Regions from separate parts of the Homo sapiens genome. Here region 2 is linked to region 1. A link is a loop called in an ENCODE intact Hi-C map of the cell type or tissue named here. Cell type or tissue: stomach. All regions are shown on one strand. Each heading gives the region's core, and the rest is flanking DNA. Links, peaks and the distances in the headings are about the cores only.

Region 1 (2,916 bases), core at 275-2,774:
ACAGTAAGTTGGAAATTAAAAACAAACAGAAACAACTAAAAAACCACCCAAGGCCCTTCCTACAGATGGTTTGGGATAGCTTGTTGGAGAAAGGGGCATATTGAGTGTATCAGTCTGTTCCCATGCTGCTAGTAAAGACATACCTTAGACTGGGTAATTTATAAAGGAAAGAGGTTTAATTGACTCACAGTTCCACATGGCTGGGGAGGCCTCACAATCATGGTGAAAAGCAAGGAGAAGGAAAGACACGTCTTACATGACAGCAGGAAAGAGAGAGTGTGCAGGGGAACTCCCATTTATAAAACCATCAGATCTCGTGAGACTTATTCACTATCACGAGAACAGCATGGGAAAGACCCACCCCCATGATTCCTCCCACAACACATGGGAATTATGGGAGCTACAATTCAAGATGAGATTTGGGTGGGGACACAGCCAAACCCTATCACTGAGGCTGCTTCCCGTTGGGGGCATCATTGGCCCAGGCTGGTGAGCATGAGGGTTAAAAACATGCAGCTTCTATTATGTGACAGTGCCAAGGGCTCATACACATGTTAGCACATTGAATGGGGGAGCAGATATGATTGGCACATTTTATACCACACATGTGTTTGTGTCGTTGCTGTCCCACTATATTAGTATCCTAGACCAACATCACCTGCAAATACTTGGGGTACCCATTTCTGAATGCTGTCAGCTCTCAGGGATCCTGGTCAACACACTGGCCTGCCAGGGTGAGCCACCTCTTCCCCAGCCAGGCAACATTTCATTCAGAGGTGATAATTTAAAATGCTGCACCCAGGTCCAGGGCCTACAACCCGCTGAGAAGTGAAATACCCACAGTAGGAGAGTTAACGTAAAGGAAATCCTTGATCAGAGCTTATGAAGGGGACACTGGCTATTTAATTTCACTTAATCTGGTTTTCCAAACTTACGTGTTCCCTTACGCCCACCCATGCTTTTTTTTTTTTTTAATTTGGCCTGTTATTCCATATAAATAAAAATGACTTTGAAAACCATGAGTCATCTTTATATAGTATAGACAGTCTTAGAATTGGGGGTGTCCTCATGGGTTTGAAGTCCAAGCTTACTCTGGGTGCTTAGAATGTAGCAGTTAGAAGCTTCCTCTGTAATCAGGAGATGGATGTCTGTGTCTGATGAGTTCCCAACCTCAGTGACAGTGGATTCCACATTGCAAAGAAGAAAGGAACTTTTTGATCACTAATAACATGCCAGGCACCATGTTAGGTACTTCATATTAACTATCTCACCCTAATTTCCACTAAAATCCCTGAAGAGAACGATCACATCCACTTTACAGATGAAGGGAACAGAAACCTAGTTGCTGGAATCCGCTGGCATTCATTTCACTTCTGCCCGTGAGTATTAATTGGCTGTGCCCTCTAGGAAAACATAAAATATGTGGCCCCTCTGCTTTTAAGAACTTTGCTGAAGACTCTTTAGGAAATGCCTTTGGGATAACCTTGGACCGTCTAAGAGAGACCAACTAAGAACATCTTAGCTGCCTTGGTCTATTTGCCTGTGACACAAATGGAGAGAGCAATGGTCTGTATATGCAGGAAGACAACAACAGCTCAATTTTACAACTCTTAGAAAAACTAAACAGCAAGTTCTGGGCTCAGGACTCTGTAAATGCTTTGATAACTTATTGAATACCAAGCTAAGGGGGTGTTATCTAATTGTGAAAAACAGGGCAAATAGTCACATTCCAGTTTTTATTTCCTTTAAGCTTGGGCAATGGTTGTGTAACCTTGTGATGGCTTTTGCTCCCTGGTACAAATGGAGTCATTAGTATCAATCCACGCAGAGAAGTGGAGGCAGGGGCCCAGGACCAGCAGGAACACTGCTTTGGGACAACACATCTCCTGACTGCCTGACTGCCCCTTTCTGGGTCCATTTTATTTTCCCGGGCACCTGTGCCAGCCACCTCCTTGGTCAGTGCTCCAGGTAGCTCTTCATCCATGATGCCAGTCAACCATAAGGAAGTCCTCATCGTGAAATCCAAGAAGTACTTTGGATTAAGGTAAAGGTGAACCCTGTAGCAATGTTCTCCCAAACGACAGATTTGCTGTGCATATCTTCTCTCTAGAGAATAGCTTCGTGTCTTGGCCAGCTCTGTACCTAAGCACACACTCAGCAGTTCTACAGAATGACAGATTCACCAAACAGGGCATGTGTATCCACAAGCGCTGTGCAGTGAGGAGGTGTCTGTTTGCTAAATAATAGAATAGGGAATCCCCAGCAATGATGCCCCCTTCCTGACTAAGGGTAGCCGTCATGTAAACAGCATTAGTTGGGAATAAAGTCTTTGGTTCTGCTAACAGCTGCCTTTATAATTGTTTTGCAGAGTGTCCCATGTGACTTTTATCCTAGTGATCCGGCATTACCTCCCACTGGGGTGGAAGATTTGGTCTCCCTGGGCTGCAGAATTTGACTAAAGGTCTGTGTGTGTTGGTTCTTGACTTAGTTATGAGCTCTCAACATGCAATAAACATCCTGATTAACCTTGGGAAATCTGAATACTACTATTACCTGAATATGGCTCTTGACTGGTTTCTGACCTCTCACCCATCTATGGGCACATGATTAAGTAATGCAAATTAATTGTAATAATTTCCCAAGCAAATAAAATTATTTTGGTAATGATATTGGCCTCAAAGTTCGTACATTGCAATGCAAATCTGACTGTTCACTTACATGAGAGGGTCTGTCTGAAGCTCTGGTTTGCCTGCACCACTGATACCATCCATTCCAGTGATATGCAGCTGATACCCAGACCTGGTCTCTAGAATGCCAGTCATGGCTTCTCAACAAGACTCCAGAAAAAATAGATTTGCATGCTATGCCTTCGGACTTGGCAGCATTTGCAGAGCAGAGCGCCAGCTCATGTTCCAG
Region 2 (2,916 bases), core at 131-2,630, 58 kb after region 1:
TGCCTGCTAACACGATCACCATTCTCTGCCCATGGATCAAGGACTAATTTCTACTTTCAAGTCTTATTATTTAAGAAATAGATTTAATAAGGCTATAACTGCCATAGATAGTGATTCCTCTGATGGATCTGGGCAAGGAAAATTGAAAACGTCTGGAAAGGATTCACCATTCTAAATGCCATTAGAAACATTCGTGATTCATGGGAGGAGATCAAAATAATAACATTAAGAGGAGTTTGGAAGAAGTTGATTCCAGTCTTCATGGATGACCTTGAGGGGTTGAAGACTTTAGTGGAGGAAGTCACTGCAGATGTGGTGGAAATGCAAGAGAAATAGAAGATGGGACTGAACTGCAATTTCATGATCAAACTTGAAAGGATGAGGAGTTGCTTCTTTTGGATGAGCAAAGAACGTGGTTTCTTGACATGGAAACTACTCTTGATGAAGAAGCTATGAACACTGTTAAAACGACAACAAAGCATTTAGAATATTACATAAGCTTAGCTGACAAAGCAGTGGCAAGGTCTGAAAGGACTGACTCCAATTTTCAAAGAAGTTCTACTCTGGGTAAAATTCTATCAAACAGCATCACATGCTACAGAAAAATCTTTTTGTGAAAGGAAGAGTCAGGGGAAGGGCAGGGGTAGAAAAAAATTAAAAAAGAAGAGTCGATGGATACAGCAAACTTCATTACTGTCTTATTTTAAGAAATTCCACAGCCACCCCAACCTTCAGGAACCACCACCCTGATCAGTCAGCAGCCACCAACATCGAGGCAAAACCCTCCACCAAAGGAAGATTACAACTCCATGAAGGCTCAGATAATTGTTACCATTGTTTAGCAATAAAGTATTTTTAATTAATACAGTACATTTTATACATAATGCTATTGCACACTAAATGGACTACAGTATAGAAACATAACTTTTATATGCACTGGGAAACCACAAAAATGTGTGACTCACTTTATTGCAATATTTGCCTTATTGCAGTAATCTGGACTGAACCCACAACATCTCTGAGGTATCCCTGTAGACAGAGGACAGAATGGGAGAACACGCTTGCAATATCCAAAGCTGACAAGGGACTAGTGCCTAGAAAATTCAAGGAACTCATGCAAATCAAGAGGAAAAAGACAGAAAGTGGAAAAAGGGATAAGATGTAGATAGGCAATTCATAGAAGAAGACACCCCAAAGAGCACCAAACAAGAAGAGAAGCTTAGCTTCATCCGAAATCAGAGAAGCGCAGATGAAAACCATGTTCCTTTGCATCCGTTCATGGCTGGGTCCCTGCCAGAGCAGCCTGGACCAAGTACTGGAGCTGGACTCAGGACAGCCCATGGATGAGGCTGCCAGCAACAGAGGAGTTGTCTTGTCTAGCTCAGAAAGATTTTTTTATTGGGAATCTGTTTGGCAAATTGAAAATTAGATTAGTGAGTTAGAAGGGAAGAAAGATAAGAGGGAGAGCCAGAGCAAGAGGGCCCGGGAGGGTGCAGGGCGGAGTGGGGGGCGCTGGGCGTGGGCACACGCTGGAGCATCCAGTGGGGGCTGTGGGAGGTGAAAGCCAGGGCCCCAGAGAGGAGACTCAAGAGATGCTGGGAGAGCGGCCACCAGTCCTGGGCCACTTCAGTGTTTCTCAGCTCTGCTCTTGGATTTTTAATATAATTTTGTTACTGGGGGAGGGTGTCCAGGTTCTTGGCATTTTGAACAAAGAATTGGACAAAACATACAAACAAAGCAAGGAAAGAATGAAGCAACAAAACCAGAGACTTATTGAAAAGGAAAGTACACACCACAGGGTGGGAGTGGGTCCAAGCAGTGGTTCAAGGGCCCTGGATAGAGAATCTACTCAGGTCTAAATACCCCGTAGAGCTTTCCCATGGGCCACACTTCATGCTCACCCCATGTAAATGAAGAGGTGGCCCGCAACCAATCAGAGGCTGAAATGAAGCTACAAAGTTACTCTCTTCTTCAAACATCTGATTGGTTGCAGAAAGCAACCAATCAGAAGTACTTGCAATTTCCCATCTCCGGGGCACAGAAAAGGTGGGGGTTTGCAACGGGAGTAGCCTCTGGTCCTTTTGTTACTTAGGCATGGAAAGAGGGTTTTCCTTTCAGTCTAGTTCCAGGAAGTCAGCGTGAAACGGCCTAGGTTCCCTGCCTCCAGACCCTATTCTCCTGCCTCAATTTTGCTGGCTATCTTCAGGAACCCTCCTACCTCCCCACCCCATGCAGATACACCCCTTTATTTGAATTAGCTTAGTGGATACCTTTTCCTTGCACCCCAAAAGAGACAAGAATCAAAGGGCCAAGGATCCCAGAACACAGGACTGGGGCTGAAGCAGTGTGGAGGGAGGAACTTGCAGTTATTGGAGCAAGGCCCCCAAATACTGAATAAAAATCATTCAAAGACTTTTACAGCTAGGCAGTCAGTGATGTTTTAGGACTTATAATATCTAAAATATCTTACCTGCTGTTCCATAGGGAGGGCTGTAAGTGCAAATCATCCCCCATATGCAGAAGGAGCCAAGAAACCAAAGGAGGGGGCACACAAATCCAGTTTGTCAGTTTGGGGTGATTTCTTAGGGGAACTAACAGACAGAAGCGTGGTCATGGGCAGTGCAAAACAGGTAGATCTCCACACTGCAACCCCCCAGAGCCAGGGCAAAAGTAGACCTCAGGGGAAATGTAGGTGCTTCGGGCATCACAGCGTATGATTTCTACAACAAAATCAAGAGTTGCTTTGGAGGAAACTTAACAATGAGTGGATGTTCTTACATAAAGAGTAACACATCAGCCAAACGCATTGTCTCACACCTGTAATTCCAGCACTTTGGGAGGCTGAGGTGGGCAGATCACCTGAGGTCAGGAGTTCAAGACCAGCTTGGCCAACATGGTGAAACCCTGTCTCTACTA

The links. Peaks named below come from ENCODE experiments on the same cell type or tissue, not always from the same donor. Only the 100,000 strongest peaks of a DNase experiment are listed, where the experiment ranks them.
Region 2: a loop joins it to region 1, with 3 times the contacts of the local background. A loop is called at or near these places in 29 of 110 quality-filtered maps.

What each region holds. Positions count from the first base shown.
Region 1 is chr7:151,881,145-151,884,060 of GRCh38, forward strand. No RefSeq gene overlaps it. Among named protein-coding and RNA genes, the nearest start is that of PRKAG2, 5.5 kb to the left of the region's middle. In stomach, for the core only: no CTCF peak of the experiment used is centred there; no DNase peak of the experiment used is centred there.
Region 2 is chr7:151,939,246-151,942,161 of GRCh38, forward strand. No RefSeq gene overlaps it. Among named protein-coding and RNA genes, the nearest start is that of GALNTL5, 16 kb to the right of the region's middle. In stomach, for the core only: no CTCF peak of the experiment used is centred there; a DNase peak (open chromatin) is centred at 1,316.